Linked DNA regions of Mus musculus: region 2 is linked to region 1. The links are chromatin loops, found by intact Hi-C in ENCODE. Cell type or tissue: heart. All regions are shown on one strand. Each heading gives the region's core, and the rest is flanking DNA. Links, peaks and the distances in the headings are about the cores only.

Region 1 (15,398 bases), core at 5,015-10,014:
AAATTGGCAATATAAGAAAAGGATGACTGTATCTGTAGGATGAGCATATAGAGGAATGTGAACTTTCACCCATGGTTCAAAATAAAAGACAGATAAGCTGGCATGACGGCTCAGGCCTATGATGTGTGTGTGTGTGTGTGTGTGTGTGTGTGTGTGTGTGTGTGTGTGTGCACTCACACTCTCCTGTGAGGGCCAGAACGGAACATTGGCTCCCTCAGAGCTGGATTGCAAGTGTTGGTGAGCAACCTGATGTGGGTGATGGGATCCAGACAGTCCTCATGATAGTGCAGTAAGGGCTCTGGGCCACTGAACAACCTCTCCAGCCCTTCCCCTCCCTTTTGTAAATGTGGATTTTGAGATAGAGTCTTGTTAAATTGAGCAAGCTGCCTTGAACTTACTCTGCAACCCAAGCAGGCATTAAATTTGTACTCCTCTTGCCTCAGTCATCTGAGTAGCTAGAACTAGACCTATCCATTAGGCCGGCCTGGAACTTCCTGTGTAGACCAGGCTGGCCTCATAGGCATAGAGATCCATCTGCCTCTGCCTCTGCCTCTGCCTCTGCCTCTGCCTCTGCCTCTGCCTCTGCCTCTGCCTCTGCCTCTGCCTCTGCAAGTACTAGGACTAAAAGGATGCTAAACTTCTTCTAAATGACTGAAACAAAACTTTCAGCAAGCCTAGGACACATAGAAGAAATAGAAATATCCAAAAATGCATCAACTTCAAATCATAAGAAAATTTTGAATTAAAAACAAATTTCCTGGGTTTTTTTTTCCTTGCAAATTGGCAATATAAGAAAAGGATGACTGTATCTGTAGGATGAGCATGTAGAGGATTGTGAACTTTCACCCATGGTTCAAAATAGAAGACAGATAAGCTGGCATGACGGCTCGGGCCTATGATCCTAGCACCTGGGAGGCAGAGGCAAGAAGCAACATTGAACATTTGAAGCTGTCCAGTGCTTCCTAGTGTGACCCTGACTCAGAAAAAAAATAAAATAAAATACTGTCCTTTTTGAGGAACAATTGTCAGTACCTATCAAACTATTAAATGTAGGATCAGGAAGGAGGTTCAGTGGGTAAAATTGCCAGTTGTAAGATGAGCCCAATACTTTGAGTTCAGTCCCCAGAAACCATGTAAAAAGCTGGATGTGGTGGCCTAAATCTGTCATCCCAGAACTGCTGCAGCAAGAGAGGAGGCAGAGACAAAGAACAGCCTGGAAGCTCCCAGGCCAGGTAACATGCAGTGTGCACAAAGCGGCAGAAATAAGACAGGGTCTGCCTCAGCAAAGGTAGCAGCCAAGATGTCCTCTGACCCCACAAATGTGCCTTGGCATGTGCAGACCTGCACACATGCACACACACCTCAACAACAGATGTAAAGACCTCAAATATACATTCTCGTTACATTGCTTTCTAGGAATCTACTTTCGAAAATGTGCAGAGTCAGTTGTGGTGGTGCACACCTTTAGTCCCAGCACTTGAGAGGCAGAGGCAGACGGATCTCTGAGTTTGAAGTCAGCCTGGTCTACAGGCAAGTTCCAGGATGGCCAGGGCTACACAGAGAAACCTTATCTTGAAAAAAAAAAAAAACAAAAAATAAAAAATACAATTGCTTAACTGTGTGCATGGATAATCTGCAGGAAATAGTTTAAGAGATTACAATACATGCCTCATGTATGGGTTGTAAAAGTGGTGTTAGTCTCTGTGTAAGGTGTTATAGAATGTGTTTATAATATATCCCTAGAAGAAAACTAAACAGTGGCGTGTGTCTGTTAGTTTCTTTTCTTATTGCTGTGACTGACAGGAGCAACAGGTTTTAAGCCAGGGTTTAAGAAAGGATGCAATCCTGTGGGGAGGATGAGGAGTCTGACCACACTGTCTAAAGTCAGAAAACATGGAGAAACAACTGGTATCCCTATGGTATAATGGTGGGCTCTCCTGAAACTGAAGTTATAAATAATTGGGAGCTGTCATGTGGGTACCGGCAATCAAACCTGGGTCATCTGGAAGAACAGTGTTCTTAACTGCTGAGCCATCTCTCCAGGCCATAAAGACAACTTTATCTTATAATATTAAACTAGCGCTCCAAGGTTTACAAATACTTGTAAAATACAGTCTGAAAGAACCTTCTCAAAATGGCTAACAAGAGTTACTTTAGGGGACAGGCCTGGTGGTCTATGCCTTTAATACAAGCACTTAGGAGGCAGAGGTGGGCAGATCTCTGTGAGTTCAAGGCCAGCCTGGTCTACACAATGAGTTCCAGGATGTCCAGAGCTACAGAGAGAGACTCTTTCAAAAAAACAGAGAGGGAAGAGAGAGAGAATTACTTTGGGGAGGCAACAAGATGGCTCACGAGGTAAGGAACTTATTGCCAAGCCTGAAAACCTGAGTTTGATCCCCAGAACTTATGTGGTGGAAGGTGAGAACCCACTCCACAACTGTCTCCTCATACACACACACACACACACACACACACACACACACACACACACACACACACACTCACACACACACACTCACACACACAAACACATACACACACAAACACATACACACACAAACAAACACACACACACAGTGACATGTGCATGTTTGCACAAGCATGCACACACACGCATGCAGTTCAGGGGTTTGATTTGGATGTTTGTTCAAACTCCACATACTTAAGCACTCTTTGAATGGTGTGGAATAGACATGTGTGACTTTGTCAATTTTTTTACATGATTTAAAAACAAACAAACAACTAACTTGTAGATCCCAGTGAAGTAGAAAAAAAAAAAAAACCAAGATACAGCTCTGGAGGAAATAACTTGTGAAAGCCCCATCTGAGGAGAGAAACAAACCCATCTTGTCCAGGTGGGTAGCAGCAAGCAGACGCTGAGCCAACTCAACAGTCGGAAGCACTGGACCATACGAGCATTAATGACCCTGCTACAGATGCCGTTTTGTTGAGCACTGTCGTGCACCAGCGTGGGGACGTACATGCTATCCCTGGTAAGGAAAGAGCTGCTCAGAGACTTTAAAACATCTATCCCAGGTTACATAGACATCCACGTGAGAGAGCAATAAATCTCCATGCAGAGAGGGCAGCCACAGAGAGACGCTTACGCAGAGAAGGACCACAGTGGAGTGGGGTCTGCCTTGCTGCTATTGGAAGACGCCGCATCTCAGAAGGTCGTGGAGATGAAGGATGAGTAAGACTTACACAGATGAAGGTCAGAGCACAGATGCTACCGGGTAAGGGCTGATGAAGGAACCAGGCTACTCTACACACTGAAGTAGGACATATGCTGTGTCTTAGTGACGGTTTCCACTGCTGTGAAGAGACCCCATGACCAAGGCAACTCTTATACAGAAAACATACATGTGGAAAGCATGGCCGCCTGCAGGCAGACATGATGCTGGAGGAGTTGAGGGTTCTACGTCTTCAGGAAGCAGAAGAGGACTGTGTTCTGCGGGCAGCCAAGAGGAGACTGGAATTCCACCCTGGGTAGAAGCTCCACTTGCACAGGATCAAACTTCCTCTAACAGGGCCACACCGCCTCCAATAAGGCCACACCTCCTAATAGTGCCACTCCCTGTGGGCCAAGCATTCACACACCTCGTAAGTCTATGGGGTGGGGATGGGGGGCATTCCTATTCAAACCTCCACAGTGCAGCACTTGTCAGAGAGTGCTGAGTTTAAGAGAACTGCCAGACCATAAAATACAGGAATGGGCCAAGCAGTGGTGGCGCACGCCTTCAATCTCAGCACTTGGGAGGCAGAGGCAGGTGGATCTCTATGAGTTCAAGGTCAGCCTGACCTACAATGCTAGTTCCAGGACACCAGGACTAAAGGGAGAATCCCTGTCTTGAAAAATCAAAAACAAAACAAAACAAAACACCAAAAGAGCCGGGCGTGGTGGTGCATGCCTTTAATCCCAGCACTCAGGAGACAGAGGCAGGCGGATTTCTGAGTTCAAGGCCAGCCTGGTCTACAGAGTGAGTTCCAGGACAGCCAGGGCTATACAGAGAAACCCTGTCTCGAAAAGACAAAAACAAAAACAAAAAAAAAAAAAAAACCACCAAAAGATGGAGTGGCATCTCAGGCTGGGCAGAGTGGCTGAAGAGCTACCATGAAAAAAAAACAAAACAAAACAAAAACAAACCAAAAACCAAAACTTCATTCTTTGTTAAAGAATGTGAGTTTTATTCTAGAAATAATGGGTAGCCATGAAAAAGACCTGGATACAGAAGTGTCCTGGTTAGATTTGCATTGTGATTGGGTAAATCTGATATCAGACTACATGGTGGACTGGAGAAGAGAGACCCGGGAGGTAAGGGGAGCATCTAAGCAACTGCAGAACTCCTTGGAAAGAAAACAGAGGCACTGGTGGTCATGCGGGAGTGTTCAGCCTCATCTAGGAGATAGGATGGTAGCCTCTGAGGGCAAGCTGACGACAGGCTGCAGGGGGGAGGAAAGAGAAGGAAGGGGTGATAGCCAGGGCAATGGAATGGTGGTTGCCCGCTGTCAGCCCCGCTGGGCCGTGGCAGGAGAGGTGTGGGGAGCAGAAGATAAGATGCCTCTTTAGGGTAGAGTTGGAGGTCTCTGGAATGAGCTCTAGTAAAGAGACCCAGCTCTTCAGCTACAAACCCAAGAAGCAAATGTCCTAGACTGCTCCATAGAAGGAGCCTCAGACATCGCTTGTATGTTCTCTTGTTGCTTGTCTCTATTGCCACCACGCCCATCACAAACCCCATCTGACCTCTCCCACCATACCTGTGCACAAAGTTACCACAACCTATTGATTTACCATTTAAAGAGCTTTCCTAAACCTGTTTTCCTTTCCCCATTGCTACAGGCCAAATACAAAACTTTATGCAATTAGCTTTGCAGCAGCTGCCTAAAACTGCACCCTACATAGGTCTAACCCCTATAGTGTGTGTGTCTGTGTGTGCGTTACATATCACAATGTATCTCTATATTTAACTATATACAAGCTCTGTGTGCATGATATATATGATATATCATATATATTATATATATGTATATATACATATACACACACATATATATATGGGGTTGGAAGCAAGATCTGGTTGGTTGCCTTATTTACTTTTCTATTGCTGGAAGAGACACCATGACCAAATAACTTATAAAAGAACATATTTGATTGAGGGCTTGCTTACAGTTTCAGACAGTAGAGTCCATGACCAGCATGGCAGTGCACAGCAGTAGGCAGGCAGTCATGGCACTGGAACAGTAGCTGAGAGATTACATCTGATCCACAAACAAAGGCTGAGCTGAGAAAGCCAACTGGAATGGCATAAGCTTTTTGACACCTCAAAGCCCACCCCAGTGCACATCTCCAACAAGGTCATATCCCCCAACCCTTCCCAAATAGTTTCACCAACTAGGTACCAAGCATTCAAACATATGAGCTTATGGGGACTGTTCTCATTTAAACCATACTTGCTGTGTATCACAGGCTGGCCTTAAACTCAAACCCATGATCCTCTTGAGTACCTGGCCTATAGGAGTGTATCAGTATGCTTGCCCCAAAAGTGACACTTTAAAAAAAAAAGATTTACTTGTTTTATGTATACAAGTACATTGTCACTCTCTTCAGACACACTAGAAGAGGGCATCAGATCCCATTACAGATGGTCGTGAGCCACCATGTGGTTGCTAGAAATTGAACTCAGGGCCTCTGGAAGAGCAGTCGGTGCCTTTAACTGCAGAGTCATCTCTCCCACCCTCAGAGTGACATTAAAAAAAAAAAAGATTTTAATTTATTTTTAATTATGTGTGCATGTACACATAAATGTAGTGCCTTTAGAGGCCAGAATAGGGTGTCAAATCCCCTGGGCAGCTGTGAGCCTAGATGCTGGGAACAGACCTTGGGTCCTCTGCAAGAGCGGTGTACAGTATTAACTGCTGGACTGTCTTTGCAGACTCTTAAAGTGACATTTTTAACATAAAAAAATGATGGTGACACCTATACCCTATTACTGATTTCCTGTCAGTGGGTAGCAAGGACTGAACACTATCTGCCTTACCTGACCACTATCCATTCCTCTTCCACCTGGTGGTTTTGTTCTGGTAATAGCAAACTGGTTAGGAAAAAAAACAAGAACAAAAACGTTCTCAGGGATCCACACCCCTCACATCAATGCTGCCTTCTGCCTGGAATATTCCTGTCCCAAGGATCATTCCCTGGGAAATAGACGTGGCTTTTGTTTTGTTTTGTTTAGTTTTGTTTTTCCCTTAGCTACAAAAGCATTGGGATTGTCCATGCCCTGCTAGAATCCTGCTTTGTTTTGTCCTATGTGTTCTGTTTGTTATTTTCATTCCTGGCGACTGAACCCAGAGCCTCACACAGGCGTGGTAAGCGAGCAGCATGCTACTGCTAAGCCGCATCCACAGTGGGGAGCTGGGTTCCTTGATTCTGACACTGGACGCAGGCAAGTGCTCCCAGGTGTGAGGTAACCATAGGACTGCTACAAAGGTCTCCGATGATCCCACGAGAATTCTCAGGCTGGGATAGCCCACAAGAACCAGTCCTTGCATGCAGACGCCCCAGGGAGGGAGCTTCCTCCCTCCCAAGGCAAGTCCTGGAGAGAGAATCAGCACTCCTACACATGGGAAGAGAGTGCCTGTGTCCAGAGAAGGGAATCTGTGATGGAGCTCTTGGCAGCATGCAATAGCTCTCATTATAATCACCTTGCTAACCTTTGGGAGCCCATTTGCCTTCAGAATCCAGCTTGGATCTTACCTGTTCCAGCCCCCATCAGCCTTCCTTGTACCACGTCTGTTCCTTACACATATCTCATGCATTTCCAAGTCTATGCCCCCCACATCCCATCCTAAGTAGATTTGAGGGGAGTGGCACAGAGCCTGTAGTAGAACCTGCAGCAACGCTGGATACACATGAGTTTGCAGCAGATACATGTTGCACTGGACGAAATACAATCCTCTCTAAGACTATAAAAGGGAAGGCTGGATGTGAATGCCATGGAGGATAAAAAGAAAAAAAAAAAGAAAAAGAAAAAGAGTTAGATGGCAGACAGGCTGTGACCTCAGACCTCTCTCCCCTTGCTTCTCTTGGAAGATCAAGTGATCCATGCTAGGCAAAAGCTGGAATCTGAACTGAGAATGAAGTGGGTCAGAAACCAGAGGAGGAGGGGGACCAAAAACTGGAACATGCAAACAGCCATGTGGCTGATGGAGCTGAAAGAAAGAAGTAAAAGTCAGAGGGAAAGCAGACGCCTCAAGGGAAGTGGGGAAAACAGCTCCCTATTGGACAGCTGCCACCCAGGTTCTTACATAAGGAAGGGTAGGAAAGGACTGGACAGTGGCTCAGAGGATATGAGTGTGCACTGCTCTCGCAGAGGAGTACGGTACCCAGCACCCACATCGAGTATAACGCCAGTCCTGGAGCATCCAGCACTTCTGGCTTCCAGTGGTACCTACACTGTTGTGTGCAGGTGCGTGTGTGCGTGTGTGTATGTGTGTAAGTGCACACGCACAACTAAAAATAATGGGGGGGGGGAAGGGCACAAGAAACAAGCATCAAGATGTAGGTGCATACACACACCAAATGAAACGACCACAGACTTAAAGGATTTGAGATTCTAGTCAATGAATGCATAAAACGCAAAGTCTAGTCGATGTACCTAGTCAGTACCACCTTCCCTCACCTCCCAGGAACAGAATCCTGAGTTGCAGCCCCACCAGCAGTTTCTCTGCTCTTTGTCCCCATTTTCAGTTTCTTAACCCCTCTCTACCAGGAAAACGAAGACTGGGGGCGGTGGGGGAGACCATCTCTGCTAGTGGCCAGCAGGGGGCAGTGTTCAACAAGCAATGATTGAGATTTACAGCGGCCTGGGGAAGGAAGAGGAAAAGCCCCTTACAGCTGCCTCTGACACCCTTTTCGGTTTTTTCAACTCCTTGGCTATCTATCATTTCTCCAGTCCTAGCTTAGTATAACTCACAGACTTCTTACTCCCAACTCTCTAAAGAAGATTAACTCCTGCCCAGTTTTGAGGAACGCATGTGAGAGGCTTGAACTCAGGGCCTCTTCTCTGAGGATGTATGCATTCTCCCTAAAGCAGACACACACACACACACACACACACACACACACACACACCATCTGGTGGAAGAGCTGAAAGTCAGACCCTTTCGCTTCTATTGCTTTGCACAGTGAACAAACTATGCAGAAGTACAGGTTGGCCCTTAGTGCTCCCCGAGGTATCATTTGATATGTATTGTATAAATAGATCCGTGTGTCTGTCTCTGTGTGTGTGTCTCTCTCTCTTTCTCTCCGTGTGTCTCTCTCTCTGCCTCTCTGTCTCTCTCTGCCTCTCTGTCTCTCTCTGCCTCTCTGTCTCTCTCTGTCTCTCTGTCTCTCTCTGTCTCTCTGTCTCTCTCTGCCTCTCTGTCTCTCTCTGTCTCTCTCTGTCTCTCTGTCTCTCTCTGTCTCTCTGTCTCTCTCTGTCTCTCTCTGTCTCTCTGTCTCTTATTAAGTCAGAGTTTCTCTGTGTAGCCCTGGCTGTCCTAGACTATGCTGGCCTCAAACTCAGAGATTTCCCCCACCCCCACCCCCACTCCCCAGCTCTGGAGTTCTGGGTTTAAAACCCTGCAGCACCACTGCCGGCATACAGAGCACTTTCATGCAGACCCCATTTAATCCCCCTAGCCCTCTGACAGGCCTTGATTGTCTTCCCACTTCACAGGTGAAGAAGCTGTCAGGTGAGCAGGCAGTCTGTTTATTGTTGTGTGTGAAGGGTAAAGATGAACCAGGCGTGGTAGCCCACCCCTACCCCCTAATCCCAGCACTCAGAAAGCTGAGGCAGGAGGATTGCAGCAAATTCAAGGTCAGCCTGGGCTGAATAGTGAGAGGCTCTGTTTCAAAAATACTAATAGGAAGAGGAGGGGGAAGGGGGAGAGAGGGACCAAGGGAGGGATGGAGGGAAGAAGAGAGAGAGGGGGAGGGTTCGAGGGAGGAGTAGAGGGACGAGGGAAGGGAACTGGATCACCACCAGGCCTTTGGCTACCACGCATGGGCTGGGCTTTCCCCTCTAGCACAGCACTGCTGCTGCTGCCTGCTGCCTGGCCTGCTTCTCCCCCTACTCCACACCTCCCAGTCTTACAGGCCCATGGGTTTCTGTGTTCTTCTGTGTTAATGATCTGTAGAGGTGACTCTCTTGTTAGCTCTCGCCTTCCACCCGGTCTAACTTGAGAGCACAGACAAGGTCTTTAGAAAGAAGCAGGAAGATAAAGGATGGGCCTTCCAGGAAGAGGAAGAGGAGGAGGCAGGGAAGGCAAGCCCTCCTCCGGGCATTGAGAAGGAAGGGGTGGGGGGAGCTGAGAGAGAAGCACCGGCATTCTATGCCCAGGCTGTAAAGGGGCACAAACAGGACCCTCATTGTGTGGGCACAAAGGAGCCATATGTCTGCCAGTCTACAGCACAGTGTGTGTGTGTGTGTGTGTGTGTGAGTGAGAGAGAGAGAGAGAGAGAGAGAGAGAGAGGGAGAGAGAGAGAGGGAGAGGGAGAGGGAGAGGGAGAGAGAGAGAAGGAAGGGCTGGCTCAGAGACCCCATTATGAAGCCCTTGGGGTCTTGCCTTCTGCTGTCACTGACTTAAGGGCTTTCTGAGACAGAGGGCAGGGGAGCAATTATTATAGCAGACACAGGACTTAGAAAATCAGGGGCCTGTGGTCACCGGGGCATGAACAGCCGAAAGAGGGGCATGCTGTGCGTGGGAGCTAGAAGAGGAAAGAGGGGTGCCGAGTCAGATTGTCCCCCTCCTGGGTCCTTCATAACCTACCCTCCCACGGCACCACACACACACACTCTGCTCACAACCCGCTGCCTCTGGATCTGGGTTTTGTTTTCCTGTTTCTGTCTTCTTTCATTTTGTTTCTTCTTTGGGTTTTTGAGAGAGGATCTTGCTATGTAACCCTGGTTGGCCCAGAACTCTCTATATAACCAAGCCTGGGCTTCAAATTTGGGGGGGGGGGCTTCTCTTGTCTCCGCCTCCCTGGTCCTGGGAATCCAGGAGTCACCACACCCTACTTTCGAGCCCAGGAGCTGGTTCTGGAACAGTGTGAGATGAACCGTGGTGTTCTGTCCCTTTCCTTTCTCCCTGCCCGTTAGCTCTGCAGCCCCCACTTTTCTCTCCTTCCCTCAGCCCAGAGACTGCCATCTCCCTCACCACTCCACTTTGTATGTCACACTCTTCCCCCCCCCACCCCCGTGTGCCCCTCCTCCAATCTCCTATGCTCTCCTCCCTCTCTTTCTCCTTCCCTGTCCTGCCACGCAGAGCAGAGCGGCAGCCGGCAGCCGAGGCCAATTGATTATCTGAAGAAATTTGGAGTTAGCAGCAGAACAGCTGCAGCGGTCCCCTCTCGCCATCCTCAGGCCCTGAGGGACCTGGGAGGGGAGGGGCCCCTGACCCTTCCGCTCTCCAGCCTGGGAGGGACCACGAGGTGCTCCCTGAGCACAAGGCATAGTGCTCATACTTGGAATCACACCCCAGCCCCTGGGGCTTGGGTTATAATCCCAGACTATCATCATAGGAAGTCACGGTACCTTTCTCAATATAGGCACTTGTCTTTGAAACAAAGGATGTTAGCAGACATGGTGGCACACACCTGTCATCCAAGCTTTCGGGAGGCAGAAACAGGTGGATGGCAGGCTAAAGGCCAGCCTGGGCTAGTTAATGTGACTTTGTCTCAAAATAAGTAAATAAATAAACAGTTGAAGTTGTTGGGCAGATACAGTCGTGTACCCTTGTAATTCTAGCACTGGGGAGACTGAGGCAGAGGGATGGCCAGTCAGAGGCTAACCCGAGCTACATAGAGATACCTGGCCTTGAGGTTTGTTATAAGTTAAAGAAGGAAGGCAGGCAGGAAGAAAGGTAAGGAGGCAGGGAGGAAAAAACTGGACCTGGTGATCTTCCGGGGTCCTTCGGACATTAGTCTCTTGGAGTTCTCAGATTTCCCTGGTCTCAGTTCAGCCCACGCTCTCACCAGGCTCTGGGCATAAAATATTTCATTTAACTCACACACAAGGAAGCAGACATGGAATCTTGGGAGTTCCTTCCCAGCCCTGATCTAAACCCCTCTTGCTGATGGCATGCAGTAGTCATATCTGAAGCACCGGAGGACATCTCTGCATCTTCTCCCCACAGCCTTTACCTTCAGCCATTTTACAAGCAAAGCCAGGAGAGGCTCTCCCAGGGTCTCCAGCCAGAGTGTTTCACCTGAAGTGGGAATGTGCTCTAAGTGTCTCTCTACAGACTGGATTTTTCCAGCCCCTCTACTTGAATTCCTTTTTGTTAGACTGGGTGTTTCTGAGGCTGAACAGTTCCGGGTACTACAACAACCGCAAAGTTATTCTTGGAGTTAAAATCTATTATCCTAGAGCTCCATTTCAGTGACATTGACAATGACGTGTGTGGGGCCGCACACAGGACGTCCATTTTCTTCATTTAGTAATCAGGGATGAGAATGGTTTTTACCTCCACATCTGCTCTTTGCTTGCTTTGTGTTTGAGACGGAGTCTCACAGATCCTCAACAGTAGCTGAGAGTAACTTTGATCTAACTGCCTCCACCTTAGTGTGCCAGTATTAGAGGTGTCAGTACAACCCCTTTTATGTAACTCCAGGGAAAAAAATCCAGGTTTTCAGGCATGCTAGTCATATACTTTACCAACTTAACTGCCCTTAATACATACTATAATATATATATATATATAATATAATATATTATATATATATTTATTTATATAATATTCTAGCCCCTAAATATATTCCTGTCAAGACAGATAAGTGTGTGAGGCCTTTGGTCCCTTCCCCCTGTATATCTTCTACTTCCTTTGTAGCGTGGTCTCCAGACCTTTGCCTTCTTAATCATGCAGGGGTCCTCTCTGTTTATCTCTCCTGTTAAACAGGGGGTCCAAAAGAGCACCACCCATCAGGCTGGGTCTCTTTAGGGAGGCCAGCTATAGCAGTAAACACCTGTAATCCCAGCACGTGGGAGGTTTAACAGGCAAGAGCTCAAGTTTCAGATCTCCGTTAGCTATATGTCAAGTTTAAGGCCAGTCTGAGCTCCGTGAGATCCTGTCTTCAATCGATCCACGCATCCCCCAAAAGAAGCTACATCTGGGGTCTGAGTTTTAGATGTGTCCTTAATAGCTGTGTGACGGGCTGGTGAGATGGCTCAGTGGGTAAGAGCACCCAACTGCTCTTCCGAAGGTCCAGAGTTCAAATCCCAGCAACCACATGGTGGCTCACAACCATCTGTAACATGATCTGACTCCCTCTTCTGGTGTGTCTGAAGACAGCTACAGTGTACTTACATATAATAATAAATAATAAATAAATCTTAAAAAAAATAGCTGGGCAAGGTGTTCTCTGGGCTTAAATGTCTTTCCAAAATGATTTTAGGGGCTTCCTAGAATCCCTCTGATGCCAGCTCAGCGCCTTCCCCCCTTTGATGTTTTTGGGCAGGATTTGGGGATAGATTAGATTCTAGTTGGGGCTAGACTTGAACCCATGACTACCTGCTTCAGCCTTACAAGCCCAGCCACTCAGCACTGCCCCCATCCTCATTCTCGCAGTAACACGCTCTCCATCACGATTCTCCTGTATCTAATGCTGGGGAGCACGGAGCACACCAGGAGTTGAAGTTCCAAGCAACTTTGATGTAGATGGTAAACGAAAAGGAAATGCTTTGATTTTATGCCCTGGCTTTCTCCGGCAGCAGGGACCCATGGACGCAGGTTTAACTTAGGTTCTATTAGGACATTCAGCTGTCTTCTCTCAAGACCACGGGGAGAAGGATGTGAAAAGCAGAATCACTCCGAGAATGCTAAAACGATACATAGCTTCTTTTTCTCTGTCGCCCCTCTTCTGTGTCTTCATTTACTTATGACTTGAAGCTCTCATGATACAGACGCTAGCAAGAGGCTTCCATGGCCAGAACTGTTGATAGCTGCCCTACATAACCTTCAGGCCAGCTTTCCAACACAAAGGAGTCACAGTCATATCTGGTACTAGATCGAGGTCACTTTAATTTTTCTTTTTGTAGGAAATTAGGAATGCAACCAGACAAAGACACACAGGACACCAGACACAGATCCCAGGGTCTGCTCTTGGTGGTTTGGGGAAAAGCAGGGCTGGTAAGAGGAATGGAGTACACAGGACTGGAGGGGGATTGTCGGGGTGGGGGCAGCAGGGAGAGATTGAGAAAGGACCCCCTAGAAGCTGGGAGGCTGAGAAGGGACACTATTCCAGAGGAAAGGGGATAGGGACAGATGGAGCTGAAGAAGGGGTACCAGTATGGTGGGTGAAGGGATCCCCACACATACTTGCACTAGAGAAAGAAGAAGAGAAGTGACCCGGGAGAGAGCAAGAGGACCTCAGCTAAAGCAAGCTGCAAGGAGCCCCCCTCACCCTACCCCAAAGTGCATAACTCGGTAATAAATAGTAATATTTATAAATAAATAAATACATAAATAAATAAGTGAATAAATAAATACATAAATAAATATCCTTGTAGAGCTAGGAGTTTGGTGTGAGGATGGATGGAGCAGAGAAAAGCAGTGAGTTCTTCTACAGGGAATTTAAGGCCCATAGACTCTGGGTCGCAAGGCTACAATGGGCAGGTGGGTGGGGCTCAGCAGCATGGGCGGGTCACCTTCCTTCCCACGGCGGTTTAAGAAAGGAAGGGGAAAAATGTAATAAGAAGGCCCTAGAGCATTCGTAGAGGGCAGTAGCAGGCATGCCCTTGCATCTGAGGGAGGAGCTGATGGGGTTTGCATGTTTTCAAGGGTCCCCTGGGATGGAAGGAGCTGCTGTGGAGCGGCCCCACCCAGGGCCTGAGCCTTCTGCAAGGTGCCCTGGGCTGTTTGGGGGTGTCATCCTTATCCCAGGACTAAGGTTTTCCTTTTTCTAGCCGGCACAGGGAAAGGGAGAATTCTGGGTGGCAGGGGTGGGAGGGGACCGGGAGCGGCCGGACAGCTCCAAGAAGGCAAGGCACTCACTACCAAGTTAGATCTGAGGTCTGTATATCCTAAGCCTCAGGACTGAGAGAGACAAAAGAAAGGCAGAATTTTCCTATAATCCCTGGCTACCCAGGATTCACCTCCGTCATCTCTCTGCCATCCCAAGAGCCCATTCCTCCCCCCCCCCACCCCCGCCACTGCCCCCCCCCCAATGGACCGAAAAGTCTGGGAGTTGGGGACCCGCTCCTTCAACCTCTGCCGCTAGTCAGTTCCCATTCCGATTTTGAGTCCCACCATTGCCAGAAAGAGAGTTAGGGTCTGGGGTCTCTGAAAACTTGGGCATAGGATAGATGAGGCAGCAGCTGTGCAGAGAGGCTAGGCTTAGTAAACCCAGCACGGACTCCATTCTGACCACTCTGGCAAGCAACTCTGACCAAGCTAGGCCGGAACAACTCTCTGAAGGAACCCATAAGAACATCCTTCACATTCCTGGGCCAATGAAAAGAAACCGCCTTCAGGACTAGCGATGTGAGCCTGGTCCTCTGGGATGGGAGGGGGCCGGCCATTCTAAGTAATGTATGGTGACAGGGGGCTCTGGAGAGGCCCAGGGAAATGGGGAGAATCCAGGGTGGGATGCGGGCTGAGTTCAGACGTCCAGCACATGGTTCAGGTAGGAGATATAGCAGATGGCCAGGCGTAGGATCTCAATCTTAGAGAGCTTCTTGTCCGGGGGCAGAGTGGGCAGCAGCTTGCGCAGCTCGGCGAAGGCTAGGTTGAAGGCTTCCACGCGGATGCGCTCCCGCGTGGCGTGTGCCGTGCGGTACTTGGCCGTGGCGCGGCGCCGGCGCCTGCGCTCCTCACGACTCAAGTGCTGCAGGTCTTTGCGGCCGGACTCTCCAAGCTCTGAGCTCCGGACCTGGACCACTCCTGGATCCCCGGATCCAGCACCATCGGGGCCCGGTCCGCCCCCACAGTCGCTAAAGCCCGACTCGGTCTCCGAGTGGGTGGGAGGCAGGTCCAGCTCCATGGTATCGGAGTTGAGCATCATGGTGGAAAACCCCCCACCTAGGGAAATGCGGATCCTCTCCCCACCCCTCCCTTTAGGAGCTTCAAAGAGGGTTAGGAGGAAAGCAGCAAGGGCCTGGAGTGCCGGGGTCTGCCACTGAGCTCTGGGAAGCAGTTACTTCAAAGTTCCATGGTCAAGATTCCAGCCTGGAGCCTGAAATAGAGAAAGACGAATTGAGAATTGGCCGCTAAAGGTGTGGCTGGGGAGGGGGTCGGGGGAAGCTGAGGTGTGAGTTGGGAGTTGTGGTAAAGGAGAGCCGAACTTGGCTTCATAGTTGTCCAACGCTAGAGAGACCAGCAGGTTGGAAAGGAGCAGGAAGAATAACAGAGGAAAGAGAAAA
Region 2 (15,398 bases), core at 4,929-9,928, 200 kb after region 1:
TTTAGCCCTGTAGCCATTCTTCTACAGGCAAGAGATGGCACTGAGAGGCTGTGTGCGTGCTGGTCAGATGTCTGATGATAGAAGGCAAGGCAAGGTAGGTTCATGAGAAGAATCTGGAGCAAGCAGAGGGAGCAATCAGATGGCTTGGGTTTGCCGTTCCCTTGGATCTCTCTGCACCCCACAGAGTTCCTCTTTTCTTTGACTTATGGGAACTGCCTGCTATGACCCCTGTCGGAGGCAGAATCAGCAAACAGAAAGGAATTGTGGGAACACAGAGGAGACCAGACTGCATTTCCTGGATGTTGAATGGGGTGAGCTACTGGACCGTAAAATGTGGTTCCAGCTGATTTGTTAAAGGATGCCTAGTTATGTTCAAGATATGCTTAAGTCGTTAAAAGGGAAAAACAATGTTTAAGGAGGAAGCTGTTTAAGATTAACAAAGCTCAATATTCTCAGTGACCAATGAGTATTTGTTGAATGAATCAAAAAGGCTCAGGGGAGCACAAGAGCTCCTCACTCTACTAACCAGGTCACAGGGAATAAAAATCTTGATACAAGGTTACAGATGGGGGGAGGGGGAGCTGGGGAGATGGCTCATCTGTTAAAAGCACTGACTTCCATTCTTGAGCTCCTGGGTTCCTAGCAACCACACTCTCTTCTGGTGTGTCTGAAGACAGCCACAGTGTACTCGTACGCATAAAATAAATAAATAAATCTAAAAAATAAAAAAGATTACAGATGGGGGCTTACAAGATGGCTCAGCAAATAAAGGTGCTTGAGGCCAAACCTGAACACCTGAAGTTGGTCTCTGGACTGACAGTAGAAGGAGTTGACTGGTCTCACAGATTGTCCCCTGACAGCTGCGTGGAATGCATGACATACCCCCCCCAAAAAAGGGGGTTTTGGCTGGGCCTGGTGGTACATGTTTTTAATTCTAGCACTCAGGAGGCAGAAACAAGTGGATCTCCGTGAGTTCAAGGCCAGCCTGGTTTCATTAATGAGTTCCAGGCTATGTAGAGAGGCACTGTCTCAAAAAGAAAAAGAGAAAAGAAAGAAAGGAAAAAGAAATAGGTGGGGGTTTGTTGTTGTTGTTGTTGTGTTTGTTTGTTTGGGTTTTACCATGAAGCCTTGCCTGGCCTGGAACTTATTCTATAGACCAGGCTGGCCTCAAACTTACAGAGGACCTCATGGCTCTGTCTCCTGAGTGTTGGGATTAAAGGAATATATCACCATACCTGTCCCCCCAAAAATGTTGTTGTTAAAAATACATAAAGAACAGGGTGGTGGTGGTGCATGCCTTTAATCCCAGCACTCAGGAAGCAAAGGCAGATGGGTTCTGAGTTTGAGGCTAGCCTGGTCTACAAAGTGAGTTCCAGGACATACAGGGCTACACAGTGAACCCCACCTCCCACAAAATAAAGATTATATAAAGAAGATATGAAGAAGATGGAGAGAGAAAGAGAAATCAGAAATGCTCAGACTACAATCTATTTCAGAGATGGTAAGAGACTAACAGGCTAAGTAAGACACATTCCTTTCAAAGACTGGAGTCTCTGCCCTTGGAGCAAGCTAATTATAGTAGTTCACTCAAAGCCTGTCAGAGCTAGTGCCTGCTGGAGCTGAGTCCAGTGGGGCTGGCTTGTCACACACCGTGTACCACAGAGACCAGTTCTGCCACTTGAATGGTATTCAGTAGCTCAGAAGCACTCATATGGTAATTTGGTGGGGGACTTGGTTCCTTGTTAGACATTCCAACAATGTCATGAATATGTTCGACTTTTATTTTTAACCACATGGAGGGAGAGGTGCCTAATTCATCCAAAGGCCTTACTCACACTCTGCCAAGCCACAGAATTCCTGTCTGGTTAGTGAGGCCACCAAGTGTCAGGAAAAAAAAAGTAGGAATAAAGTTTGCAGCTTCTTTGCAGCTCCGGGAGCTCTTTTTTATCACAGTGACTAAGGCGAGTTTCGATGGGAAGTGTGGATCTACTTAGCCCTTAGTGCTCCATCAGAAAGTACAAGTAATTGGGTTTTAAAAATCCATATAGACTGTTATTTTGTTTATGCCTGAAGACAGAAGGGCAAAACTGACTTAGGAGTCTTATTTCGTAACCCTGTTACACTCAAATGTCTGGTCTTCATGGAAATTCAAGGAGTTGGAGGAACCATTGCCTGAGCAAACTAGCTTAAGGCTGCCTCCAGCCTCAGCAAGGGGACTCTACTTTCTACTGAAATCCTCTTTGAAGTTAGCTTGGATTCTCATCCCCTCCCCCATCCCTAGGCATGGACTATTACTGCTCCTCCTCTTCCTCCTCTTCATCTTCCTCCTATTCCTTCTTCTCCTCCTTCCTCTTCTTCCTTCCTCCTTTTCATCCTCCTCTTCCTCTTTTCTTCTTCCTCCTCCTTTTTAAGACAGGGTCTCTCATACTATAGGTCAAATTTACCTGAAATTTAGAGTAATCTTTCTGCCTCAGCCCTCTCTCAGCTGCTGAGGTAATAGGTGGAGGTTATATGAACCACCATGCGTAGCTTCTTTGGATTTCCTTATTTGTATCCCCGACCATCACTCACCCTCTCTCCCTCACCTACCTGGATAATGAATCAATGTTTTTGAAGGTGAAAAATATAACCCTGGAAGTGAGTTCCAGGACAGCCAGGGCTACGCAAAGGAAACCAGTCTCGGAAACAAAACAAAACAAAACAAACAACAAAAAACAAACAAAAAGAGAAAAATATGACACACGTGCATTCGACTCCTAACTGTCTCATGATGGCTGCCCTAGGGACTTCATGGAGGGAAGGGGGGTATAAGCTGTCTACACTGGCGAATTTCATAGCAGACACTGGTTTAGACTAATAGCTGTGTGAGACTCCCAGTATCCTGCCTCAGCTGCCTCTGCCCATCTTAGCATTTTATGACGTGCTCTCTTTGCAGGCAACATGGGTGAGCCTTCTGCTCAGACTCTCTCCCTTGATCACCTACTTCTCTCTCCTTAGCGTTTGTCACTTTCCTTGTGGTGAGCCTTCCTGTTAGTTGGGATGCCAGCGCTCCTGAACGAGTGCCCTGCTCCAAAGCTGGAGGCAAAGGCATAGCTCCCCCCACTGGCGAGTCCATGGCCCCCACCGTTCTCCCGCCACCTTTGTCAGTTCTGTACCTGATACTTGTTGGTGGAGTTAAAGGGAATCTCCGCCACCTTGGGGTTTTTCTGCCTCATTTCGCTCACGGGGTTGTAAGACTGCTCAATGAATTTGAGGAGAGCTGACTCGGAAGCATCCCCTGTTGTTGCCCGCTGCAAGGATGGGAGTGTACAGTAAGTCCCAGGGGTATACCATCCGGACAAGCAGAGAGGCAGAACGGGGAGGGAAGGGTATGTGTAGAAAACCACTGAAAAGCAGACTTTTCTGGAAGGGGACAGACAGGTGATACTAGTCACTGAGGTGCCCTCTTTCCACTTCAACTTGATACCTTAGCTATGGGAACAGACTCCTGATGGGGTTTAAAGTCGGCCCGGTTACAGAGGCCAGCGATTCGAGCCAGGTAAAACCAGGTGTCTGAGGACTTGGGAAACGTTTTCCCTAGGGAAGAAGAAGAAGAGGAAGAGCTATAAACACACGGAGTTTAAAACAAGGGGTTAGACGTTGAGGGGGAGGTCAGTCAGGGGGACTGGGAGGGCCAAGCTCATTCTCAGCTACATAAGGCGCGCAGCAGGGGTTATTCACTTTCATCTTCGCACCTAAACACTGCACAGAGATGGTATCTCTTCTCTCTTTCTTTCTTTTTGGTTTTCCGAAAAGAAAAAAAAGGCGTGTGCCACCATCGCCCGGCGTGATATTTCCTATGGCCCCCACACTCCCGCTTCTGTCCACGATCCTGCTCTCTCCTGTTTATCTGGCGTCATCTATCGCCTAAACTTCCCACCCCAAATCCTCCGCTCTTGGCTACCAGGGCCACTTGTTACCCGTGGTTTGCTCCTCACTGGTGTCGGCCTCATACACAGTCTTATCAAACCACAAATGCGCCACTGTCATGCGGTTCTGGGTGAGGGTGCCCGTCTTGTCTGAGCAGATGGTGGACGTGGAGCCCAGCGTCTCCACGGCCTCCAGGTTCTTCACCAGGCAGTTCTTGCGAGCCATGCGCTTGGCGGTCAGCGTCAGGCACACCTAAGGCCACCGAAAGGGGAAAGAATGAATCGAGGTGGAGACCGGTCAGGTTGTTTTGCTTTGGAAATTTGATTATTTTTATTTCCCTTTTACTCTAACCCGGTCTTTAGAAATCCCACCTGTGATCTCTGTAAGGGATGCTGAGGAAATGGTCTATGGCGAGAGTTTTCAGTGTGCGCCTCACTCCTGTGTCTGTCACAGAGCACAGGCTCCTTCCCCGGGACGCATTTAGATCTTTCATTCAGGAGCCTCTTTTCCATCCCAGACCACTCCCTGTCTTTCAGATCCGCTCTCTACAAGGACCACATCGCTGGGTCACGTTTTACTGTGGTATACAGTGCTATGTATGGATAGGGCATCTTGCCAATAGTGTCTGAAAAGTTTGGGCAGAAGGGAATGGTAATGACATTGGGAAAGGATGTCACAGTACTGAAAAGCCCCCGGGGAAATCATTTAAACCAGAACATTTGTTTTAAAATCATAAATGGAAGCTAAGGTGGTTTTTAAAAATTAACAAACTATTGTGCTGTGAATAGGTAAGTATAGAATCCCAATTATGGAATTACAATTTATTTACACTATATCCTTAGTTCCTAGCATTTTAAAACTAGTCCTAACACACCCTAAATGTTATCCTTATTTCTATTTTAAGATGACTATAGAAAAACCAGAATATGCTGCCTGGAGCGATGGCTCAGTGGTTAAGAGCACTGACTGCTCTTCTAGAGGTCCTGAGTTCAATTCCCAGCAACCACATGGTGGCTCACAACCATCTATCATGGGATCTGGTGCCCTCTTCTGTCTGGTGTGTCTGAGGAGAACTACAATGTACTCACATACATAAAATAAATAAATCTTAAAAAAAAAACAAAACAAAACTAGAGCAACAAGTTTCCCAAACAAGTTATTAGTAAGACAGAGAGCCAAGACCGTGTCATAGGAAGAATGGTTAAGGGATTACTTGGAGAATCTGAGGAGTCATGATGGTTGTCATGGGGGTGGAGGGCTTAGGCCATTAGGACACAAAGAACCAGCTTATTCTGGTTGGGAAAACCAGGATGGAACAGGGAATCATATTTCTGCTCAGTTTAACTAAAGTGAGCTAAGAACAAGACGGGGCTGAGACAAAGGAGCTATGTCAGTCACCCTCAGAAACAAACCACAGTTATCTTCCATGGGTTTTTATAGAGGGCATCCAGTGTTGGCTCAAAGGTTGATTTTAAGTGGCCTCGAAGTCCATTATGGTGGAATTCAGTAATCCTAAATTAATCTTGCTCTATAAACTAACAAATGCACAAGGCCTGATGATCTTAAGTGCTTTGGCCGACACAGCCAGTGCACCTGAGACCGGAGCATGATCCTTTCTCTGTTGCATCTTGCTTCCTCTTTCACGGAGGAGACAGAGTAGTCACAGCGGCACAGGTAGAGGAAGGCAGTGCAGTGCTCGTGGGAACTAAATTGCTTCTGACGCTTCTATGTATCTCAGGGATACCCCTCACTTCAGATGTTCCTTAACAACAAGTGTTAGTAGGGACACTTCCTTTCCCTGGGGTCATTTGTCTGCTCAGAGGTCACCCCTCCCCACCCTTGTTTACTCACAGTGACAGTGGCCAGCAGCCCTTCCGGCACATTGGCCACAATGATACCAATAAGGAAAATGACAGCATCCAGCCAGGTGTAACCCAAGATAATCGAGAGCCAAAAAAATGAAACACCGAGGAAGACCGCGACAGCTGTGATCAAATGGATGAAGTGTTCGATTTCGGTGGCAATCGGGGTCTTGCCCATTTGCAAGCCTGATGTCAGGGAAGCAATCCGGCCCATTACTGTGTAGTCTCCTGTAGCAATCACAATACCCCGAGCTGTTCCTGTGAATGAAGAAAGACACTATAACTCCTTACTGTGGTAGAGTAAGGATTGCCTGGGCTGGTATCACCACCCCAGTTACTGACATTGAACTTCTAAAATCTTTTGGTTGTTTTGCTAGGAGAATCTTTTTTTTATCATGGTAGGTTCCTGACACTTTATAGTTTCTGGCATGATAGGAATATCAGACAGAGAGCTTCTAAATTCCATAGAATCCCTAGGTGGTAAGAGAACCTTTTGCTTTAATGAGGCAACTCTTGGGCTCTTGGGTAGCCACTGGATGAGGAGGTTGCCAGGGGAACCAGCTATGGGATTACAGGGTGGGCTTTCAGCTCTACAACCCAACATCCAGGATGGGGAGAGAGGCTGACGGTTGAGTTGATTACCAATGGCAAATGATATAACCAGTCACGTCTATGTAATAAAACATCCATTAAAAGCCAAGACAACTGTGTTTGGAGAGCTTCCAGCCTGGCAAACACATGGAGATGTCTGGAGGATAGCATACTCAGGATACAGAAACCTCACATCTCTGCCCACATCCCAGGCCCTGTGTGTGTCTCCCATCTGCCTGTTCACTTGTCTCCTATCATCTGTAATGAGTGCAAAATGTAGGCCACGTGCTTCCCTGACTTCTGAGAGCCTTAAGGAAAAAGTCCTGGGAATCGCAGTTCACAGCCACCCTGTCAGAAGTATGGATGACAGCCTATTACTTGGACTAGAGACTGGAGTAGGAAGAGTCTCATGGGACTGAGCTCTCATCTGATGCTATTTTGAGGTAGTTCGTGGCAAACTTTGACTGAGTGAGTTATGGGGAACTGGTGGGGAATCCCTACAGTAAGACCTAGGGGTTCTGTGCAGACAGGAAAAGGAAGGGTGCAAGCCACAGGCTGCTAAGCACCCCACAGTGCTCCCTCAGAACAAAGACCTCTCCAGTCCTCAGTGTCACTATTTGAGGAGCCCCCTCCCTGCTTTTCTGACTAGAGCTAGTCTGACCTCTGCTGGGTGGCACCAGCCATAACACCTGTGCCCTGAGCCTTTCCAGGGCCTTTCCCCCCACCAGCTCTGCGCCCTATGTAGTTGACTTTACTCACACATGGTACAGGACACTCACCCACAACTTTGAAACAAGATTGTTTAAAACCATTCTTTCTGCTGCCCCATAGAGCCTGTTGTTCCTACCATTCAAGTCAGAGAATGACCAAGGACAGAAACCCATGGAAAGAACTTTCATCTCAGAAGCAGAAGGGCACAAGGCTGAACCATCAACTTTTTAAACAAGTAGTTCCCCCCACCCCAAGATAAAGTTCCATGATTCCTAAGACTATGGCTTCCTCTTATTAAACATGGGATGAAGCACAGTGCAGATCCTGTGAGTTACACCTAGAAACCCAGTATTTGAGAGGCTGAAAAGGAGGGGGGAGGAGGAGGGGAAGAAGAGGAGGAGGAGGAGGAAGAGGAGGAGGAGGAAGAGGAGAAACAACAAAGAACCCACAAAACTGTGAAATCAAATATCTCTGAAAAAGCCTAGAACACGGTTGGATGTATGGTAGACACTCAACTTTATTCCAGTGAATAAAAGATCAAACAGTCAGTGTAAAATCATACATGTGTCTCAGTAGGAGCAGATCCCACTAGCACAGGGGCGCGGGGTAGCTGGTGGTCTCCAGTTCTAAGATTGCCTTCAGCAACAGCCAAGGCACATGGAGCTGAAGAGATGGCTCAGTGGTTAAGAGGATTTACTGTTCTTGCAGGCAACTTGGACTTGGTTCTGAGAACCTACATGGTGGCTCACAGCCGTCTCTAACTGCAGTTTGAGGGATTGCCTCTTCTGATTTCCTTGGGCTCCTGAGTATATGTAGGACACATATGTAGACACAGACAGACAGACAGACACACACACACACATACACACATACACACATACACAAAACTATTTAAAAAAGAATCTAATAGTAGAGTTCTTGGATGGATTAGGCCAGTATTATGGGGAAGGAGACTCTGGCAAGGGTCACAATGTAAAACACACTGCAGACAACCTTTGAACTGGTTGACAGGTTCTCTAAACCTTTATGAAAGTAATAAAATGACTGAAAGATACTGAAAGGATTTTGTATTTTTGATAAGATGGGTATTTTGTATTTTGATAAGATGGCTACAGTGTCGTGTCGTTTAAATCCATTCTGTTCACATATCTAGCTAGAAATGATTAAATGTAATAAATGCTCCCTGTGTGTCTGGAGATGGAGCAGGTTAGCATCAAACCGGAAGAAAACTGATAAGGGCAAATATCCTGTGTCTTAGGACAGACTGTTCCCTCCCTCGTACACCTTGCATGTGTCATCAGAGAGAGATCGGGTTCCCTGGAAGCATGGGAACACAAAGAGAGAGGTTTGTGCCACTGCCTATCAAGGACCATAGTAACGAAGGCTGGGGACAGGATAACGCTGTATTTGTGTTACTAATTTGTAAATTGGTCTGGGGTGAAGGTTAAAGGGGAAACTGGTATAAGGCAAAGGCTATTACGTAGCAACTTGTACAAAACTTAGCTTGGCAGGCATGGTAGAACACTTCTTTAACTTTAGCACTCTGGAGCTGGTGCATAGGGATCTCTGTGAGTTCAAGGCCAGCCTGGTCTACATAGCAAGTTCCAGGACAGCCAGAGCTACATAGCAAGACCTGAGATATTTCAACAAACAAAACAAAATCCCTTAGCCTATCTAGCTAGTTCTACCCTCTTGGCTACATTAGGATTTTGTTTGTCTCCTATTAAATCCCCCTTTCTCTCAGATAGACCCTTGTTTCTCAGCTGGAGTACCTTCACCAACTCTTGCCTAACCCGCTTGTCAGCAGCCTAGACTTAGCTGATGAAAAACCTACTTCAGAAAGATAAACCTGAGCAAATTTTCTCCTAAAACATAACAGCTAAAATACAGCATTTTTTTTAAAAAAGAGGAGTCTTGCTAATTTGTATTTTTCTGTACATTCAATATTTATGTTTTATACATTGTGTATACATCAAATGATATAATTTCTTTCTGGTTGGGTTCTCCCTTAGTGTATATTGAACATTATTGTTCTTATTAAGACATTTTCAAATGAAGCGATTTAATGAAGAGAGGTCGTTAGCACTCTGTGTAGAGCAGCGTGGGAAGTGGAGGCAAGAGCGTGGGCTTTGGAGACAGACTTTCATTAGAATCTCTAGTCTCCCTCTTCTCTGTTGGGTCATACTCTAAACTATGGTGAGCGTGTACTTTCTATGGACTTCATAGAGTTTTGTGTGTGACATTGTGAGAGTCAGAACAAAAACTGTTTATAGTGCTTGACACTACAGTTATATACATTTATATATTCCATAGAAAGCACCCATCTTCAGACACTAAGACATTTGATCTTAAGCATTAATGATGATTTGCAAGTAGACTCTGGAGTATGTTTGGGTTTCCTTAAGGGCAAAGGGCAAAGGAGAGAAGGATGTGAGTGCTGGCTCAGGAGTGCCTTTCTTTCATCCTAGGGACAAAGCCAGTGTTTGAATGGCAGAGTTTGAGGGACAGCTCTGATAATTCAAGCTTGCAGTGTTGGTAGCTTCCTCTGGAAGGTAAAAGGAGGTAGAAGAGTGACCTGGCAGAGATGGATAATGTCCCTCTATTCTGTGCTATTTTCTCCACCAGTTCAAACCATGGTCAACAACTTCAGGATGCTTACAGTGTAATAGACCTTGTGCTAAGCATTTAATGTCATTTAGTCCAAAAGCAATCGATGGGTAGCAGTTTTTTTATTAACAGTATACAAATTTGGAAATGATGTCTTTGACCACCCCCCCCCATCCCCACCCCCAGAGGTCATTAAGCACCTGAGTGATGGAGAAGCCAACCTTGATACTGTCTTCCTACCCCGAAACCTTTAGAAAACAGAAGGTTTTAAAAGCCATGTGTTTCCACCTCTTTTTTTTTTGAGCCTGGGCTGCAGATGATATACAATACTCACCTTCTACACAGTTAGTGGAGAAGAAGATGATATTCCGTGTCTCCAGAGGGTTCTCATGAGTGCAATCAGGGCAGCGAGACTGGGGTTCTGACTCCCCAGTCAAGGAGGAATTGTCTACCTGGGATGGGAAGGAGAAGTTAAAAGGCAGTCATAGGACAAAGGTCAGATTCATGTATGAAGGCAGCACCACTTTATCTGTCAGAACCATCACGTCATTAACATGCAGAGATAAATATCTGCACTCCTAGAACCTCACCTTCTTTCCCCCAAACCACTCTCATCACTGTCTCAAGGTTCTGAATAAGAAGATTGGATTATGACTAAGCCCAGGTCTTCACCGTGCCTTAGAGCCACACATTGCCGTAGGCTCCCTCCTATAGCTTTCCTCATCTCCTCACCTTGCATCCTTGCGCCGAGATAACCCTGATATCAGCAGGGATTTGGTCTCCTCCCTTCACCTCTACTAGGTCTCCCAAAACCACATCTCTTACATTGATTTGCATTTTCTCTCCATCTCGAATCACCAGAGCTTGCTGTAGGAAGATAATGTTAGATAGCCTCTTGCACTTCCTGGTTGCGCTCCAACCCTCCCCACTTCCATCTCTGTCCTTCTGTGTTAGGTCTACTATTGCTGTCTGCACAACCTCTGCAATGGGACTTTGATGGCCTTTCCATTAAGAGGTGGGATCTATCTCTTTGTCCCTAAATGTAGAATTGACCATGTAAACTATTTTTTATTTTTGGCCCAGAAGATTTTTAGTAGAAATGATAAAAATAAAGGCTTAAAAAACTATTTGATACACAGATGCAGAGACCCACAGCCAGACATTTGGTGGAGCTTGGAGAATCCTGATGAGGGGAAGGAAGGGTCATAGGGGCCAGAGAGGTCAAGGACACCCCAAGAAAACCCACAGAATCAACTAACCTGGACCCATAGGGGCCAGAATCGACAACCAGGGAGCCTGCAGGAGTCTGACCTAGGCCTAGGCCGTCCTTCCACACGTATCTTATAGTTGTGGTCTTCCTGTGGGACTCCTAATAGTGGGAGCAGGGGCTGTCCTGACTCTGTTGCCTGCCTTTGGGACCTTTCCCCTTGAGTGGCTGCCTCATCTAACCTCGACTGGAGAAGATGCACCTAGTCTTACTGCAACTGGATGTGCCAAGGCTGTTGGATACCCAAGGGAGGCCTCTCCTTTTCTGAAGACAAAGGGAGGGGGAGCGGACCATGGGGGAAGGAAGAGGGAAAAGACCGGAAGGAGAGGAGGGATGGGAAACTTTGGATCTGGATGTAAAGTAAATAAATAAATTAGTTAAAAAAAATTGTTCCTGTTAAGGTTTGCCCTGCTGTTCCTGGGAACCCCTCTGTTCCCATGAACAAGCAAGAGCTGCGAACATCTCAATCCTTTCAACCGAGGAGTGAATAAGGTTATCTTCTATTTCTCCCTAGAGCAAGCTGAAGCCAGCTTAGACCAGAGCAGCAGCACAGGCACAGAACGGTGACAAAAGTCATGTTTGGGTGGTACATTAGGCAATCAGTGCCACCCGATAAACTCCCAGATCCCAGTCAAAACTCTTACTCAAAGAAAGGTTTAAATCATGTTGACATTAACAGGAGAAGAGCATCCTAGGGTACAGGGGTGGAACATGATGATATTGTCGCATGAGTTGGGAGACTTGATGGTTTTTTTGTTTTTTGTTTTAAAGCCTCTAGTCCTGTATTTAGGAACTCCAATCTGCTGTCATACTATTTCCAGATACCTTTAAAAACATTCAATTTAAAAAAATAAAATTTAAATTTCAGAAAAGCTTCAATAATAAGAATAGTGACAAGCACACCTATAAAACTTCCACCTGCCTTCACTCACTAACTGTCCACCTCAGTTGCTTCATTCTTTCCTGTCTCAAAGTTAGATGCATCATGGTAGTTTATCCTAAACACTTCTGTGTGCATTTTCAAAGAATTATGTAATCTTCATTCTCTTAAAAATATTATATATATACATACATACATACATACATACATACATACATACATACATACATACATACATATATATGCATGTATACACATATATACGTGTGTGTGTGTGTATATATACATATGTATGTATGTAGATATGCACCATGTTCATGCCCGGTGCCTGCGAGGGCAGAAGAGAAGGAAGGTGAGAATCCTTTGAAACTGGAGTTTCAGGTGGTTGTAAGCCACCATCAGGATGTGAGAACAGAACCCAGGTCCTCTGCAAGAACAGATTCTTAGGGTTTCTATTGCTTGGATAAACACCACAATCAAAATCAACTTTGGGAGGAAAGGATTTATGTCACTTAAACATTCCACATCACAGTTCATTATCCAGAGGCCATGGAGTGCTACTTCAGGCTTGCTCTCCCTAGGCTTGCTCAGTCACTTTCTTGTAGCACCCAGGACTACACAGTTGAGGGGTGGCACTGTCCACAGTGATTTGGAGCCTCCCACATCAATCATCCATCAAGGGAATATACCACAGGCTTGTCCACATGCCAATCTGGTATATTTCTTAACTGAATCCCTTCTTTCCAAGTGATGCTAGGGTGTGTCGAGTGGACATAAAATTAGCCAACATAAGCAGCAAGTGCTGTTATTTGCGGATCCATCTCTTGGCCCCTAGGTTATTCTTTTCTATGACAGCACAGTGATTGTCTCAAGTGGTTTGATTTTAATGCAATGCTCACATTTACTGCATACATTTCAGCTTTTGGCACTTGACCCAAAATGTCTCTTTAAGGCATTATTTCCCAACATAGCATCAGGCCCAGGACTCATATCTTTACCAGAATATTAATATCGCCATATCCTTTTAGCTTTTTAAAAACTGGAACATTTCCACAAATCACAAATACATTGCCTTTAAGGTCAGTCTCCCCAGCGGCTTCGTTTTCAATAGATGTCCTTATTTAGGTTGTGGAGGGTCATTCTTCATTTCCTTGTCACTTTCAGTGACACACTCTGTGGCTATTGTCATCGGAGCTTGATTTCCATTTCTCCTGGTACTTTCCAGGCTCCTCATCACCAGCCCCACTTAGCGCACCCACTGTGTGTGACAGTCCCCCCGGGGACTGAGCGATTATATAACTCCTCACAATCTGCACTTCCTCTCACTAGCTCTTCCCACACAAGTCCTACGTACCTGAGGCACCATGTTCTTAAAAGACTCCATGATCTTGGAGCTCTTGGCCTCCTGGTAATATGAGAAGCAGCCGGTAATGATGACCACGGCAGATAGTACAATCCCCAGGTACAGCTGAAGATGGAGAAAGTGTCATTAGCACATCCTTTTTTCCCTCTGCATCCTCAGATTGCCAAGGGAACAACTTCCTCTGGCTGGAGGAAGTCATGGGACTGAGGGTCCAGGAGGATCTGGGAAGGGTTGGCTCCCCGGCTCCTTGGTAATGAAGACCTAACCTATTATGTTGAGTGGTCAGAAAACTCCTAGAGAATGAGAATCTTCCTCTCCCTCTATCGGCAGGAGGTGGACAATGAGCCAAGGAAAGCAAGAGATGAAGAGGTTGGCATTCTGAATAAGAAATGGGGGACTACAGATGGCTCAGAGGTTAAGAGCACTGACTGCTCTTCTAGAGGTCCTGAGTTCAATTCCCAGCAACTACATGTTGGATCATAACCATTTATCTATGCCCTCCTCCTGATGTATCTGAAGACAGCTAGAGTCTGAAGATGAGCTACAGTGTACTTATATACGTTAAATAAGTAAATAAATCTTTCAAAAGGGGAAGGGAGGGACTGCAGAAACACTGTGATGGCCACTTGGCGAGTAGACTGGTAGAATAACGCCTTTTAGGGAGCTAAACTAGAAGCTTTCTAGATAGAGTTTGCAGGAGACCAAGATGGATCAAGAGCTTCCCCAGAAACTTCTGAACTATTGGGGATTTGGGTGAGGAGAATTTGGGAGTTTGGGGGGAGGGAGCAAGCTCACATTATCTTTGTTGGCGTTTTCTTTGTAATAATTTACATGTATGCCATAGGCCAGGAAGCAGAGACAGGCACCAGTCCACAGTAGGAGGGAGAAGCCACCAAACAGTTGTCTACAGAATTTGACCCACTCTGGAGTGGTTGGAGGAGGAGTTAGTACATTCGGTCCATTTTGAAACAGAATATCCTGGGCTTCTAGGATGCTAAGACCCTGTGTAGAGAAGAAATAAGGATGGAGAGGCAGCTGTGAAAAAGAACCAGTTACAGCGAGAGGACCTACTGGTTATAGCCTCAGGATAGGTCTACCCCAAAGCAGCCGCGGAAGAGCCTTCTGAAGATTCTTTCCAATAAGAATTTGTATTGTAGAAGGGGTTTCATTTAGCATGCTTACTCATAGAGAGCTTTTTTGTTTGTTTGTGCATTTGTGTGTGGATTGGTTTACAACCTTTTGAACTTGAGTATTTTATCTTGAGGCTTGGTCATGTGGTAGGAGCTGAGAATATCATCATTAATAGGAATGGTCTCCACCCAAAGGGACTCTGAGATGGCATGACAACCATCTCAAGGGAAGGGTGGTTGCAGCAAGGCATGACAACCTAAGTCTAATTCTTGGACTCACATGGTAGAGAGAACTGAATTCCACAAGTTGTTCTCTGCCCTCTGTGTGCATGCAGTGGCACAATCATACCTCCACACATAAACTTAGGTGCTCACAATAATCAATCAATTGAATGAATGAAATTCAAGAATGTTCCTTATTTTTAGGGAGCTCAAGTTGGGAAACAAACATATAGAGATGATTATAATATACTAGATTAACTGGGGCCATGATCCATGATGCTGGAAACATCTTGTCCTTCACACTTTGGCTTTCCAAATTGGAAACAAGGGAAAAATCAAACTAAAGACACCAATGTATGGATTTTATTCTGGCCTTATGCATGCGCTTCTGTGATTTTTCCTTAATATTATGTGATAATAGAATCTACCAGAACCTATCAGCCATTCCCTTAGCCTGTCTTCAAAAAGACCTAAGGGGCTTCAATATTCTCTCAAGAGTCTAAAGCTTTTAGTAACAATACTAAATCATTGTCATCTTTACTCATCCTTGAGGAATGGATGATTGGCCACCAAATTTCAGGACAGCCTGATCTACATAGTCAGGCCCTGCCTCAAAAAAAAAAAAAGTGTATGGTAAAGTTATGGTTTGACTCTTAGATATTCCCCAAATTACCTGACGCCCAGCTGATGGTGGTGTTGTGAGGGTGCTGTCGGGAGAGTTCAGGGGAGGAAATAGACTGCTGGGAGGTGCCCTTGAAAGGTATGTTGGGATTCTCCCCTCATCTCCCTATTTGCCATGAAGTCAGCAGCTGTGTTCCATCACGTGGCTTCCTTCCTCCCCACAGATGAAGTGTGA

The links. Hi-C counts contacts between places; a loop is a spot of excess contacts. Peaks named below come from ENCODE experiments on the same cell type or tissue, not always from the same donor. Only the 100,000 strongest peaks of a DNase experiment are listed, where the experiment ranks them.
Region 2: it touches region 1 in a loop (6-fold over the local background); 3 of 42 quality-filtered maps call a loop at or near these places.

The regions. Positions count from the first base shown.
Region 1 is chr1:172,039,258-172,054,655 of GRCm38, forward strand. It overlaps Nhlh1 (nescient helix loop helix 1), which reads right to left. Exons shown (of 2, transcript NM_010916.2): 2 at 13,035-15,211. The coding sequence starts at 15,040. The coding sequence ends at 14,639. Among named protein-coding and RNA genes, the nearest start is that of Nhlh1, 11 kb to the right of the region's middle. In heart, for the core only: a CTCF peak has its summit at 7,828 (motif pointing right); a DNase peak (open chromatin) is centred at 7,824; H3K4me3 peaks cover 822 bases; H3K27ac peaks cover 844 bases; H3K27me3 peaks cover 1,092 bases.
Region 2 is chr1:172,240,872-172,256,269 of GRCm38, forward strand. Atp1a4 (ATPase, Na+/K+ transporting, alpha 4 polypeptide) reads right to left here. Exons shown (of 23, transcript NM_013734.1): 4 at 13,986-14,192; 5 at 13,182-13,295; 6 at 10,413-10,547; 7 at 10,015-10,132; 8 at 5,761-6,029; 9 at 3,960-4,161; 10 at 3,467-3,576; 11 at 3,156-3,290. Among named protein-coding and RNA genes, the nearest start is that of Atp1a4, 9.9 kb to the right of the region's middle. In heart, for the core only: a CTCF peak has its summit at 7,026 (motif pointing left); no DNase peak of the experiment used is centred there.